Linked DNA regions of Mus musculus: regions 2 and 3 are each linked to region 1. A link is a contact called in ENCODE Hi-C or POLR2A ChIA-PET data. All regions are on one chromosome and are shown on one strand. Each heading gives the region's core, a stretch centred on a gene start or an enhancer-like site at or near the end of the contact. The rest is flanking DNA. Distances are from core to core; before and after follow the strand shown. Region 1 holds the start of Kifc2 (kinesin family member C2). Region 2 holds the start of Lrrc24 (leucine rich repeat containing 24). Region 3 holds the start of Cpsf1 (cleavage and polyadenylation specific factor 1).

Region 1 (4,723 bases), core at 1,166-3,665:
CAGGTCTCTGACTCACAACCATGTTCCTCCCAGGCCCCAAGTGTCCTGAAGACCTGTTGTTAGCATTCTGGTTTAGGTAAACTTCCACACATGCATGACTAGAGAAGGGATAGCACCCAAGCTCTGCCCATTAGTAAAATTATAACAGGCTCTACATGTGGGCAGGTAGGAGGCATAGTAGTACCTGGCACAGAAGCCCCAATCAGTGCTACAATCACTCCCACTGCAGGCGCTGTGTGTGCAGGGCCCTGCAATAGGCCCAACTACCTGCAGCCAGGGCCCAACGACAGACATCCTCCTTTGGCAGCAGTAGCAGCCTGTCTTCTTCCAGCCTGCTCAAGAGGCCTGCCACACCCAGCAGGGTACCCCCCCACATCCCGTAAGTGTTAGCTGTGAAAACAGCCACAATAAGGATGGTCACTGCAACCACCAGCAGTACTGCCTGCCCAGCGACAGAGCACCCTTCAGGGCCCAGGTGATCACCAGCCACTGCCAGCACCATGCCTCCTCCCAGAAGCAGGTTGGCAGAAGAGCGGTCCCCATTCACCCAGTGAAAATCGAAGGCCAGAAGAGGCAGACCGATGACTGTGGCAACCCAAGCTCCAGCGAGACAGTCTTCATGTGTGCTCGGCCCTGGGGCCAACATAATGATGGCAGCAAAGGTCTGGAGCAGGAAGCCGGCAGCTGCTCCTCGACTGGACTGTTGACACCGGGAAAGAGAGACACGTTAAGGGAAAAGAAGCCATTTAAAAGCAGCCACTTTTAAGTAGGAAAGAGTTTGGGACTGTTAAGGAGTCCCAGCCTCCCATGGGAGGAGCATCATCCTCTTTCTAGTGGAGGGATCTACATAGTTTGTGAAAGTAAGAATATTCACCTGTAGCCGGGCATGGTGGCACACACCTTTGATCCCAGCACTCAGGGGGCAGAGGCAGGCGGATTTCTGAGTTCGAGGCCACCCTGGTCTACAAAGTGAGTTCCAGGACAGCCAGGGCTATACAGAGAAACCCTGTCTCGAAAAACCAAAAAAAAAAAAAAAAAAAAAAGAATATTCACCTGTACAGAGCTCACCGCTGCATGCAGGGACACCCCTGCCAATACCAGGTGGGACAGGACAGTGCTCCATTCAGTCCTGGGTTTGGAAACCATGACACGTTGAATAGTAGTGAGTTTGAGGAGATAGGAAATGAATCTTCAAATTAGGAGAGAAGTACACACAGAGGCTGGCGATCTGGAGTCCTTAGTGGAGCTCTTCAGGAACCTCGAGTTCCAGAGACCTTTGAGTAGACATTAGAAGAGATTCAGTTCCAAACTTTTTGGAGCCCTGAGGTCACTGGACTCACCTGCAAGGAAGAAGGACTAATTTCCTGGGGAAGGGGAATGGGATTGGAATCTTGGCGCCCAAGCGTGGTATCAGCCCAGGGACTCAAAACGGCAAGAGGAGCTGTCTCTTGCTGTGGTCTGGGCACGGTCCTAGTTATGGCCTTCCATGCCTGAGAATGATAGAAGGGAAGAAGCAGCAGCGGAGCACAGGCAGCGCACAACACCTGGAGACGCGGAGCTGAAGGCCCGAACCCGCCCACAACAGTCTGCCCCGCCTCCTAGCCCGCCCTCCCGAGGCGCGGATTGGAGCAGCCGGCTTACATCCACTAACGAGAGGAGCTCCGGCTAGAGCGGCGGGGCGGGGCCTGTGGAGGGCTGCGGAGGCTCTAGAGGGGTGGGGCTGGGAGCGCGGAGGTGGCGACCAGAGGTTCAGTACTAGTTTGTGGTTTAGATAGTCTCTTTACATTACCCTGGCTGTCCTGGAACTTCCTGTATAGACCAGGCTGGCCTCAGACTCACTGAGATTTGCCTGTCTCTGCCTTCTGAGCGTTGGGATTAAAGGCATGCGTCACAGCCCATGATCTTCGGCACGGGTTTGCTGGAGCACTGGCATTGCGAAGCGCCCCGGGTCTGAGCCGGGAGATGTAGGTGGGGCTTCGGGGCAGCAGGCGTGGACTGAGAAAAGAGGCGGCACTTCGAGGGGTCTAGGCGGAGCTGTGAGAAGGGCCGGGGTGGGGCTTCCAAGGGTTATTGCTTAGCTGTGGGAGGGGCGAGGTTATGACCGAAGGGGAGGTCTGGGCCGGGCTGGGTCCGGCTCCCGGGGAGGGGTGGAGTCTGGGCGGGGCTATCGAGGGAGAAGAGGTTGTACACCTGAGAGCTGAAGGCTCGGTTCCCTTGCGCGTTTCTTGGTGGGGGTCTTGATGCGGGATTCCCAAAAGAGACTAGACAGCGGCTAGAGGTCTTTGCGAAAGAGGGACTAAAAACCGCTTGATAGGGCCTTAAGTACAAGTTTTGCAGCTCTTCGCAGTCGCCCCTCAGTGAGGGCCCTCCGCCCGTGGAAGATCGTCCGTGGGGGCGACCGCCGCGAGCATGCGCATGGGCACTGCGGCGGGCGGGTGCAGAGACCTGGTGCGGGGACGCGGGGCGGCGCGAAGAGGTGCTCTCTGCCGCCCCGCGCCCCCATGTACGCCTTTTACTCTCTGCTCATCTACATCTTCTACAGTCTTTTCCGCAGGGATGGCGGGGCTGCGGCGGTCTCGGACCCCGGGGATCCCACCCAGGTGAGCGGAGTGGGCCTGCATCACGGTTGGTTACCACCATCATTCTGAGATTTGGTCGTGGCTGACCTGTGCAGCTTAAATCCTTAGGTACCTGCTCTGGGAAATAGGGCTGTTCAGAGACCAGTATGGTCTCTGTTGTGGGGTCAAAGATCTCAGCCCCAACCCCTTGGCCCATTTCAGAAGCGAAAGGGTCGCACATACTGCCAGTACCCTCACTTGCACCTCATGCTCTCTTCCCAGAAAAGCGGCGGCCAACCTAGGGGTCGTCGCCGTCCGGATCAATTCACATCAGAACTGTGGTCCGAGCTGAACAGCCTGGCCGGTAGGTGCATACTAGGAGCTGCTGGGGAAGGAAAGGTCCGGGGGATACCTGCAGTTGGTGTACTGTAACCTCACCGGGAGGGAGAAAGGCCTCTCCTCCATCTAGTAATGCAGAATGCTTTTTCCTTTCTCACTTGGCCTCCTCAAAGGCTGCTCAGAATCTGAGGATGGCCAGAAAGGAGCGGAGGGTGGAGCAGCTGAGGTGTCCCTGGAAGAGGCACTCATGCGTCTTGCTGAGTTCCTCTCCGTCCAGTTGGGGGCAGAAGAGAGCTGCGGGACGACTCCTGACCTGGGCAAGGTGAGCGATACCGTCGCCAGCAATTATTCCTTTCCCTAGCCTCTGTGGTCCTCTCACTCCCAACACCTCTGCTTTGGTTCTTACTTCCTTCACAGCCTGGTGAAGTCCCCCCACTGTTGACAGTAACAAGTCAGCTCTTGGCCCTACTGGCATGGACACGGAGCCCCCGGGGGAGGCAGGCCCTGCTCCAGGGGACTCAGCCAACCTGCCCCGTGCAGCCCTCCACTCTAGATGGTCTGTAAAGAGTATCACCATTAGTGGAAGGAGCAGGATCTATCAGAACTAGCTCTGCTCACTATGCCAGACATCTCCTCACTTGTAACTGGCCTCATCCCTCTCCAGGGTCTCTTTCACAAGAAGAAAGCTCCTCTCAGCCCACTCCCATCCTGGATGAGGTACCAAGGGATGAGACCCAGGAACATCAGCCTCTCCAATTGGAGGAGGAACAGAGAGTTTGGCAGCGGTTGGAACAGCTCATTCTTGGACAGGTAAGGACTGTCAGCGACTGGGTGGGTGTGAGACCTAAAAAGGCATTCTGTCCTGTCTCTGACTCCTCCACAGCTGGAAGAGCTGAGACAACAGCTGGAGCAACAGGAAGAAGAGCTGAGTAGACTTCGTCTGGGAGTGGTGAGGCTTTTGGGGTGGGCATAGGGAACAAACAGGCTGAAAAGTCAGGGGAATTTCAGGTGGGTCCTGATGATATCCCTCTCTGTCAGGGGGTGACAGATTCAGAGAAGAGAGTCCAGCACCTCACATTGGAGAACGAAGCCTTGAAACAGAGCTTGAGCCTTACTCGGGACCTCCTGCTACACTGGGGGCCTGGACCACTCCCCAGACTTTCCCAGGTACTCTGCCATTTGGCTGTTATGCTAACTGCAGCCCAGGTTCCTGTACACCTGGTATCCAGCAACAGTACCTGAACCTCCTCAGGTGGGGGCCATCTCTAACTATGAACAAAGTCAGTGAGGTTGATTGTTGTAAAAATCACCCCACCCCCACCCCCATTCTTGGTCTCTCTGTGAAACCTCAGGAAAACAAAGAGCAAAAAGCCTAGGTCAGGGAGCCTTGCATGAAGTTGGGTACCATGGATTTAGCCATTCTTGTTTTGGCCTGAGTCTGTGAATTGGAACTATAGGATACTCTTTCCTGAGTTTGCATTGGCTTTCCTGAGTTTGGCTCTGTGGCCCCATCTGGTTCCCACTCTCTATAGGAGGAGGCAGGGGCACTGTTGGAGCTGCAGGGCCAGCTTCAAGAGGCCCAGGACACCACAGAAGCTCTCCGAGTCCAGGTGGCCTAGGGAACCTAGGGATAAGGCGGGATGGGAAGCTGGGGGTGAAGTCTGGGGCAGGGCCTGGTGCCTGTTTCCTCAGTGACAGAAGTGGGCTTGGGAGGGACAGCTGGGGGCCCAGGAGCTGCAGCTGCAGGGCCTTCAAGGGGCCCTCCGGCAGCTCCAGCAGGAGACAGAGCAGAACTGCAGACAGGAGCTGCAGCAAGTTCACGGACA
Region 2 (4,723 bases), core at 970-3,469, 62 kb after region 1:
AGGTATGGACCAAAAGAGAGTGCCCCGGGCAGACACACCCCCTTGGTCTCATTCTGTGGGCACTGGCATCAGCATAAAGTTCAGCACTGGGCAGAAACTTCTTTGTGCCTCAACACAAGAGCAAGGGACCCCACATGAACTTGATCCATATAATCCCACCGTATGGTTCATTTGTCATGATCTGAGGGGGATGTGGTGGTCATGGCATAGCTTGGTGTGGTCTATGATCCTCCTGTTGTAGGGATAGTGGTTGGTAGGAAGCTCACCAAGAGTTAGGCTTTTCCTCAGGGCTAACTCCTATGTTTTATTTTCTTTTAGACAAGGTCTACTGTGTATCTCCGGTTGGCCTGGAACTCCTTATGTGGATGGCTTCAAACCCAGAGATGTCTGTCTGCCTCCAAGTGCTGAGATTAAAGGCCTATGTCACTATGCCTAGCTTATTTCTAGCTTTTTCTTTCCTTTTATTTTTAAAATCCACGAATGAATATTCTGCTTTTCATATATGTGTGTGCATCTCATGCCTACCTGGGACCCCCAAGAGTCAAAAGAAGGCATTAGATCCCCTGGAACTGAAGTTAGGATGGTTGTGGTGAGCCATCACTTGGGTGCTGGGAATTCACACCCAGCCCTACCCCCACTAAGACAGGTTCTCTTTCTCTGTGTCCATGACTGTCCTGAAACTCTAGTAAAACAGGCTGGCCTTGAACTCAGAGATCCACCTGCCCCTGCCTCTTTAGTACAGATTAAAGACCTGGGCCTCCATACCTGACTGTTACTTCTAATTGTTTTGAGCCAGGGTCTTGCTATACTTGGACTGGAGATCCTCTAATCATGCTTCCAAGTGGCGAGATCACAGGGTTGCACCACCACACCTGGCTTTCCCGGGTGATTTTAGAGAACAGAGGGATAAGACAAACAACAGGAAAATCATGCCTTGGCCCCACAGCTGGTTCGAAGCGGGGGCTGTGTCTTTGGAGTAGAGGAAGGTATGTGTCACATCTGGCTGGGATGTGGGGAAAAACCTCAGGTCATCCGCTGGTTTCTAACTTTCTTCTTTCCTCCCTCTGGGGATTGGCCTCAGTCTCTCCCGCACACCAGTCACAGGCTTTAAGCACACAATACACTGAGTTCCACTCCTATCACCGCAACTGGGTACCTAGCTTTCTAAGAATGTGGGAGCAGTGACCTCTGAAACTGTCAAGAAATGCACTCTACAGGTTACTGCATGTCCCTGGGTACCTAGAGACAGGAGGACTGGGGTCTAGTTCTAGCCACGATGAGCTCAGTTTTAATGGTGATGCCCGAAGCTGAGAAGCCTTAAGGAAGATAGGACCAAGGGTGCACTGTTCTCTAGTCTCCAGCCTCATTTGGCATGGTCTAGTGTTTTAATACTCGCCGATTCACCAGGTCTTCTTTGCTCTGAGTCAAGTTGAATTGTACTAAGTGGCCTTGGTGTTTGTCTCAATTTTGCACCAATTGTAAGTCACATGATCATTTAAAGTCAATAGAGATGAGGCAGCACAGCAGTAAAGTTTTAATGGAATAGCTTTGGCGCAGGCAAAGGCAGTTCCTAGATCTCAGGACATGTGGAGCCCCAAGAAGTGGGGACGCTTGCTAGGTTTCTGGGTTTTATTTCCTGGAACACGAATGACTGGTTGGTCCCTGGCTCCAGGCCTTGCACAGCTGTTCAGCCTTCAGTAGCAAAGCCTTGATCTGTGCATTAGGGATCAGAGCTGCTGCTTATGCAGAGGCCCAGATGTGCACCAGAGCAAGACAGCCATGTCAGGAATAAGGGCCCCTTATTAGATGAGCCCAGCAGAGATCCTTTTATCAGGACATGAACCTCTAATCCTGAGCAGGAGTGGGGTGTCGGTCTCTTGGATGCCTATCTAGGCGGGAAGAGGGTGGGGAGGAGTCCTGTGTCCTCTGTCGGGCCCAGCGGAGGTCTCTGGCAGCCCCTGCGATCCGGCGCTTTTAAGCAGCACTACCTCCCCTAACCGCCCCCTCCCGTTCCAGTGGGTCCGAGCCTGCTCATTGAGGGTGTGGTTTCCATCCCCTTCCCACTGCCAGATCCTATGACCTTTTCTCGGTGAGGCAGTCAGAACCTAGAGGGTCCCGATCCCGCCCCCAAGCCCGGTGACCTTGGGCCAGGATCTCCCCCCACCCCCTCACCTGCTCCAGTGGCGAGCGACTCCCCGCGGTGCTTGCGGCTGCAAGACTGGAGAAGCGGAGGGGGGGGTTGGGGTGGGCGCGCACGCGCACCGGCCCACGCGCGCCTTGCGCCTGCCGCCCTGCCTGACGTGACCAGCGCAGGCCAATCCGTGGGACGCAAAGCCGGTGTAAGGGTTAGAGGTGGCCGAGAGAGGACCTCTGTAGGGACAGAGGATAGCAGGGCAGCACCAGAACCTTGGACAGCGCCAACCACCCTGGGCTCACCTCTGCGCGCACGCGCTCTCAGTCACCAGCGTGCAGGTGACAGCGGACATCTAAGTTAATCTAGAGTGTTGGAGCAGAGGGGTAACCTGCGAGTACTACAAAACCCAGAGTTTGCTCTAACCCTCCCCACACAGCCCCAGCTGGAGTCTCAGGGCGGCGGGGCAGCGGGCAGCAGCGGGGCCAGATCCATAGTTAGGGCGATGCGGCGACCTTGCCAGTGTACGTGAGAGGGGACCGTAGGGGAGCTAGGCCCATACTCGAAGCAAGCGCTGAGCTCGAAGGCCAGGGCCGAGCGCACTAGACCCACACCGCCTGCGCGCTCCGGGGCCGGGTGGTACAGGCGCCCATTGGCCGCCAGGGGTAGCAAGCGAGCCGGCTCGAAGGGTATCGCCAGCGCCTCGCCACCGCCACAGTAGGAGAGACGAGGTGACTCGCTGTCGGAAGCCAGGAGGTGCGTGAAGACCACTGGCCGGTCTTCACAGCGCAGGAAGTTACGCTCTCTGCCGCAAAGCGAGAGGAAGGGGAAGGAAGCCTCGTAGCGCCCGCTGTGGTTGGGTCTCAGACGGGAGAAGAAAGTGACCAGGAACTGCAGGTCTGTGGGAACAAAAGGCACGATCATGCTCGGTGACCCAGCTTCCCCGACACGCTCCTTTTCCTGGGAATACCAGCACTGGCACGAGACAGCGGCCCCCCCTCGTGGATGGTGCCTTCCCTCAGAGTCGGGGAGCCGAGGCCCTGAAGGGTAGAGAGAGACACGAGGGAGCAGTGCAGTAAGCAATACCTTTGAAGCAGGTGATAAAGTTCTTCATTTTGGAGTCATCTAGGAAAAGCTGCAGAAGGGACACAGTGGACAGTAAGTCCTGGCAAGAAAGCCGGTGGTGTTCGCTGTCCTTGCTTTTCTGTCTAATGTGTTCAGGGGGGCATGTGGAAGGGCCCTGCGGACTCTCCCCACATCTACAGACAGGTTTCCAGGGTTGCAGCCCTCACCCCTTTTTCTACAGCAGGTTTGACAGCCGCTTGTCCCTAGCAATCGCGAGCAAGCACTCGGCTCTGGGACTGCTGCTAGGACAGGCTAGTGTGCGCGGGATTACGATGCGGTGAAAGCGGAAGGCCCCGGAATTAACTCTTCCAGCCTGGGCTTTGAAAGGTTCAAAGCCACGCGTAGCACCTATCCCAGGTCTCGCCTCTAGAACTACTCCCCACCCGGTGCCGATGGATTCCGCAGTCCCCTCAGGTCTCCTCCCTCTGTCACACGCCAGGCACACCTGGCCTTGGTGATCCACATAGTAGAAATACTCGCGGGTTCTGGGCTCCGGGCTTTGACCCTGTGTGTAGGAGACACGCTCGACCCCACTGCAGGTCCGAGCTCTCTGCGACCTCGCCAAGACTAGAGCCAAGTTACGCACTGCCCCACTAGGCGGCCACATTCTTCCACACCGGAAGCGGATCACACAGTGTTGTGCCTGGGGCTTTGGGTTCCGCCGGCAACACGTGCTCGGAGGGGCGGAGCTGTCTATCCCGCCCCCGGAAGTAGCTGCCAGACGTGGACTCCCCCGCCCCCTTGTCAGAAGTAACCTGAAAGAAACACAATCAGCGAGTGTGCACTTGAACTTTATTCACACGGAGCACTGTCCCCTCGAGCCACACGTACGAGGGAGCGCCTGCGGCCGAGAGGCCCTGGAGAGAGAGGCCAGGACCTCCGCATGACGGGACTTTTGTTTTTAATAAATAAAAACTCTAAAAATATATATATATAAACAGGAGAAATGAAGTTTGACAACTGTTGGAACTCAGATTCCAGAATGGAAAACGCAAACGAGTCCAGGCAGGTCTCATCCACGCGCCGCCCGTGTGTGGAGTTTGGTCAGAGGCCGCGAGGTCAAAGGAGGGTGGTGCTAACTTGCTCAGCGCGAGGACCGCAATGGCAGTTCAAGAGCTAAATAGCATCTGGTTAAAACTATGTCCTTAGCAAACTTAGTTCTGTCGTTCTATTTATATCTTTATACACAAGTAGGCTGGGTATCGGATAGATTCTGTAGTCAAAAAACAAAAAACCTCTCGCCCTCCCTCACCCGCCCCAAGAAAGCCTGCCTAGCCCTGGCCCTAACCCAGAGGGCTTTGGTTTGGGGCCTCCCCTTGCACAAAGACCTATTAGGCATCGAGCCGACGGAGCCAAGTCCTAGTAGTGGCCAGCACAGCTCTCCAGAACGCCTCTAACTCTCCTTCTGGCCCCAGCCAGAGGCCCCTAGACTAGGGTGGGAGGGATCAGGGCGAGAGTGCCTTGGTG
Region 3 (4,723 bases), core at 1,080-3,579, 53 kb before region 1:
CCTTTAATCACAGTACTTGGGAGGCAGAGGCAGGAGGATTTCTGAGTTTGAGGCCAGCCTGTTCTACAGAGTGAGTTCCAGGACAGCCAGGGCTACACAGAGAAACCCTGTCTTGAAAAAAACAAAAACCAAACAAACGAAAAAAACAACAAAAAAACTCCACTCGAGGTGATCCAACACCCTCACACAGACAAATACATGCAGGCAAAACACCAATGCACATAAAATAGTCACTTCAAAGAATAAACAAAGAACAGAGACTAGAATGATGACTCAGAGGTTAAATAAAGAACACTCATCTAAAGGATGGAGATTCGGTTCCCAGCACCCATGTGGCAGCTTACAACCATCTGTAAACATGACCACAAGTACTTCAGATACTCATAGACACAAAAATAATCTAACAAGTAAAATTGAAAACAAATCTTTAAAATTCTTGCTTTCTACCAGTCACAGCTCCAATTCTTTGCTGCTCTCTGGACAGGTCTTCTTCCAACCAGCTATCTGATCCTCTGCTACCAATTCTCCACAGGACTCAACCATCCCCAATGCCTCTGTCCCTGCACCACTTTGTCACAGTCATTTAAGACTCAAGAGTAGAGCCACAGGGCCCACTTCCAAAATGTTATCCTCCCAGCCACATTTCTCCCAACTCTTAGGTGACTGTCTGCTCCTGTCACCTCACTTCTATACCCCCAACAGCCATCTCCACCTCAGGGAATAGTGACAGCATCCCTGTAACTGCTAAGACCAAATCCAGACCTGTTGCCCAGAACAGTGACAGATTCTTGGCATTACCTTGAGCTCCTTTCAAACTCCACCTCTATCAATCCTGAACTGTCATAGCTGCACTGGTCCAGGCCACCATCTTGCCTAATGGCTACAGCCACTTCTTGACCATCTTTCTTGGACCTCTCTCCAACATAAGTTGGGTAAGATTATTTCATTGCCAAAACTTCCTGCTTGGAGAGTGTGTTGTGGAGGCCCTGCCCTGTTACTTCTTACCCGTTCTTTCCCTTCCTTCCTCCTTCCCTTAGCCTCTACCACAAAAACTTAACTTTCCTTGAAACCCCTTTGCCTAACTCCCACATACTTCCCCCACACTTCCTTGTCTATTTAAAACACATCTTCTATGAAGGTGAGATTTCCCTGTCCAGTTCTGCCACCCCAGTAAACTGCATGTTGGCAGTAATGCACAGCCATCAAAAGCACTTGTTGCTCTTACAGAGGACCCACTTGATGGCACAACTATCCATAATGCTGACCTCCATGGACACCAAGAATGCATATGGTGTACATACATATATACAAGCAAACACAAATGAATATGAATAAGTCTAATTTTTTAAAAAAAGCATCTGCCTTCTTGGCTTTTTTGCTTTGTTTTTAGACAAGAGGTTCACTATGTAGCCCTAGATGGCTTGGAAATAGTTTAAACTGGAACACCCAGAAATCTGTCTGCTTCCACCTGGGATTAATGGATCGAACTGGGATTAAAGAGCCACGGAAATTGCCTTTTTTTTGGGGGGAGGGGGGGAGGGCTTCCTGAACCGCTTGCTGTCTCTCTAGCAACCAAAACACCCCCGTTATCAATGTACTGATGAATTCATTCCACATTACTACATCTACTGACAATAGTCTGTCCCCGAGAAACATCCAGCCTTGCTCCTTTAGGAAGAAACGTTCTTCCACAACAAATCTGCTCAATCTCAGAAAGAGCTCTGGTTGTTTTGTACAGAAACACCCAGTCTCCTTCATTGGGTCTTACTCCTAGAGAGACACTGTGGCCGTCTGTGTGTGGCAGTATTGACTTCCTAAAGAATCATCGCCCTCAAGGGTTCACTGGCTTGTCTTTGCTGCTAAGCTCGTGGAAGGTGTGCAACAATCTCCTGAAAATCGATCTCCAAAGAACAAGCAGTAGACCGCGGGCAGAGGTGTCCGGGCAGGGTAGGATGAGGCCAAACAACGAGGCAGCGATGAACTGGCTCTGGGGCCCAAAGACCCTTGGCAAACCTCAGCTCCTGCACTGGGGAACCTGCCGAATGACTGCGGCACTGCCTCGACACGGCCTACCTCGGCGTCGCGGTTCAGGCGGTACACATAGAGCTGCGAGGTGCCGGCCACCACGAGGTTGCGCTCACTGTTGTTGAAGAAGTTGCAGTACATGGTAAACTCCAGCCCGGTGGGCGGGTGCGCCTGCTTGTACACCGCGTACATGTCGCCGCCACTGTCACGCCGGAGCCGCCGACTCGGGGGACAGGGACGGCAGCGGACTCGGTCCGGCCGCGCGCGCCAACCCAGCCACCGGGTTCCGAAGTACTGCGCCTGCGCTTCCTGCCCGGACCGCCTTCTAAGAGGACCAGGTGGTTGAGAAGCAGGGTTCCGGGCCGCTTCGCATCTGCGCCTGCGCGCCGTGGCTGCGAGCGAAGAGCGGCCCCTAGTGGCCTAGCTTGATAAGAACTGACGAGCAAGCGTGGTGGCACATGCCTTTTATCCCAGCACTTGAGAGAGGCAGGCATATTTCTGAGTTCAAGGCCAGCCTGGTCTACAGAGTGAGTTCCAGGACAGCCAGGGCTACACAGAGAAACCCCGTCTCGAAAAAAAAAAACAAGAAAGAAAGAAAGAAAAAAAAAAAGGACTGATGAGCCTCGTCACAGAGCTGGAGGGTGCTGGACCTCTGCTTCCTTCTGTTCTGTACCCTTCAAGACTTGCCTCATTAGCTAAATCCCAGAAAATAAAACAAGGGTATATAGGCTTGGAAAAGGATACAGAAACATGCAATATCGCCACCCCACTCTGTAGATGAGGTGATGTGGTAGATCACCCCTGTATCACACTAAAGATCTCTTTTTAATTGACTCTAGCTGCATATGTATCAAAAGGTGGCCTAGTTGGCCATCACTGCAAAGAGAGGCCCATTGGACTTGCAAACTTTATATGCCCCAGTACAGGGGAACCCCAGGGCCAAAACGGGAGAGTGGGTGGGTAGTGGATTGGGGGGGTGGGTATGGCGGACTTTTGGGATAGCATTGAAAATGTAAACGAGGAAAATACCTAATAAAAATAAAATAAAATTTAAAAAAAAAGATCTCTTTTAAAAAGTATTTTGTTGGCTGGGCAGTGGTGGTGTAAGCCTTTAATCCCAACACTTGGGAGGCAGAGGCAGAGGCAGGCAGATTTCTGAGTTTGAGGCCAGCCTGGTCTACAAAGTGAGTTCCAGGACAGCCATGGTTATACAGAGAAAACTTTTCTTAAAAAAAAACAAAAACAAAAACAAAAAACAAAAACAAGCAAGCAAAAGAAATTATTTTTTTTTCTTTTTCTTGATTTTTGAGATGAGGTCTCAACTACATAGCCCTGGCTGTCCTGAAACTCTGTAGACCCAACTAGCCTCGAATTCAGAGTCTACCTCCCAAGCCCTGGGACGAAAGCTGCCCAGACATGCTGGCACATATATACATAATTTTTTAAATATTTATTTTATGTATATGATACACTATAGCTGTACAGATAGTTGTGAACCATCATGTGGTTGCTGGGAATTGAACCCAGAACCTCTGCTTACTCCAGCCCCAGAGATTTACTTATTATTATATGTAAGTACTCTGTAGCTGTCTTCAGACGCACCAGAAGATGGAGTCAGACCTCATTACGGATGGTTGTGAGCCACCACCTGGTCGCTGGGATTTGAATGCACGATCTTCAGAAGAGCAGCCAGTGCTCTTAACTGCTGAGTAATGTCTCACCAGTCCTACATAATTTTTAAAATAAAAATCTTTCTGGGCTACACAGAGAAATCCTGTCTCAAAAAAAAAAATCTTGAAAAACAATACTCTTAAAATCTGTGACATCGGGCTGGTGAGATGGCTCAGTGGGTAAGAGCATCTGACTGCTCTTCCAAAGGTCCGGAGTTCAAATCCCAGCAACCACATGGTAGCTCACAACCATCCACAACCATCTGTAACGAGATCTGACTCCCTCTTCTGGAGTGTCTGAAGACAGCTACAGTGTACTTACATATAATAAATAAATAAATAAATCTTAAAAAAAAAAAATCTGTGACATCAAACAAACAAAAAAGCCGGGCATGGTGGTGCATGCCTTTGATCCCAGCACTTGGGAGGCAGAGGCAGGCAGATTTCTGAGTTCAAGGCCAGCCTGGTCTACAAAGTGAGTTCCAGGACAGCCAGAGCTATACAGAGAAACCCTGTCTTGAAAAATACCATAAATAAATAAATAAATAAATAAATAAATAGACCTGTGACATCATACGTCACATGTAAACCCCCAGCACTCTCAAGGACTATGCACATTTGAGGCCAGTCTGGTGACCCAGTGAGACTCTGAGTTATGAAGAAATTGATCAACATTCCTCCTGGAGACAGGTTCTTAAGACTCCAGAAGTAGGGCTGGAGAGATGGCTCAGTGGTTAAGAGCACTGACTGCTCTTCTGAAGGTCCTGAGTTCAAATCCCAGCAACCACATGGTGGCTCACAACCACCCATAATGAGATCTGAACCCCTCTTCGGGTGTGTCTGAAGACAGCTACAGTGTACTTACATATAATAAATAAATAAATTAAAAAAAAAAAAAGACTCCAGAAGTAAACAGTAGAAGGTTCAAGAATTCCCGAAACTACCAGAGGGAGCTCTTAACACCTGCAGCTCTGGGGTGAGAGTGGTCATACAGGCAGGGAGAGCTTTGTGTGGTTGGTTTGTTTGTT

The links. Hi-C counts contacts between places; a loop is a spot of excess contacts on that map. ChIA-PET counts read pairs that join two places held with the same protein, here RNA polymerase II (POLR2A).
Region 2: POLR2A ChIA-PET joins it to region 1 with 37 read pairs in Patski. The contact joins the promoter of Lrrc24 here to the promoter of Kifc2 in region 1. A Hi-C loop is called at or near these places in 2 of 37 maps with a recorded cell type or tissue (both left cerebral cortex). POLR2A ChIA-PET finds 5 or more read pairs at or near these places in 4 of 5 experiments (Patski and embryonic stem cell).
Region 3: POLR2A ChIA-PET joins it to region 1 with 13 read pairs in embryonic stem cell. The contact joins the promoter of Cpsf1 here to the promoter of Kifc2 in region 1. POLR2A ChIA-PET finds 5 or more read pairs at or near these places in 3 of 5 experiments (Patski and embryonic stem cell).

The regions. Positions count from the first base shown.
Region 1 is chr15:76,658,166-76,662,888 of GRCm38, forward strand. It overlaps Kifc2 (kinesin family member C2), which reads left to right and starts at 2,416. Exons shown (of 18, transcript NM_010630.3): 1 at 2,416-2,600; 2 at 2,841-2,922; 3 at 3,071-3,219; 4 at 3,315-3,453; 5 at 3,562-3,707; 6 at 3,781-3,846; 7 at 3,936-4,064; 8 at 4,430-4,507; 9 at 4,617-4,723. The coding sequence starts at 2,502. It also overlaps a transcript of Cyhr1 not described here.
Region 2 is chr15:76,719,954-76,724,676 of GRCm38, forward strand. It overlaps Lrrc24 (leucine rich repeat containing 24), which reads right to left and starts at 2,220. Exons shown (of 6, transcript NM_198119.2): 1 at 2,173-2,220. It overlaps C030006K11Rik (RIKEN cDNA C030006K11 gene), which reads right to left and starts at 3,892. Exons shown (of 3, transcript NM_145472.2): 1 at 3,702-3,892; 2 at 3,218-3,266; 3 at 1,512-3,030. The coding sequence starts at 3,863. The coding sequence ends at 2,585. Arhgap39 (Rho GTPase activating protein 39) reads right to left here. Exons shown (of 12, transcript NM_001168288.2): 12 at 4,032-4,723.
Region 3 is chr15:76,605,262-76,609,984 of GRCm38, forward strand. Cpsf1 (cleavage and polyadenylation specific factor 1) reads right to left here and starts at 2,330. Exons shown (of 37, transcript NM_053193.2): 1 at 2,074-2,330. The coding sequence starts at 2,217.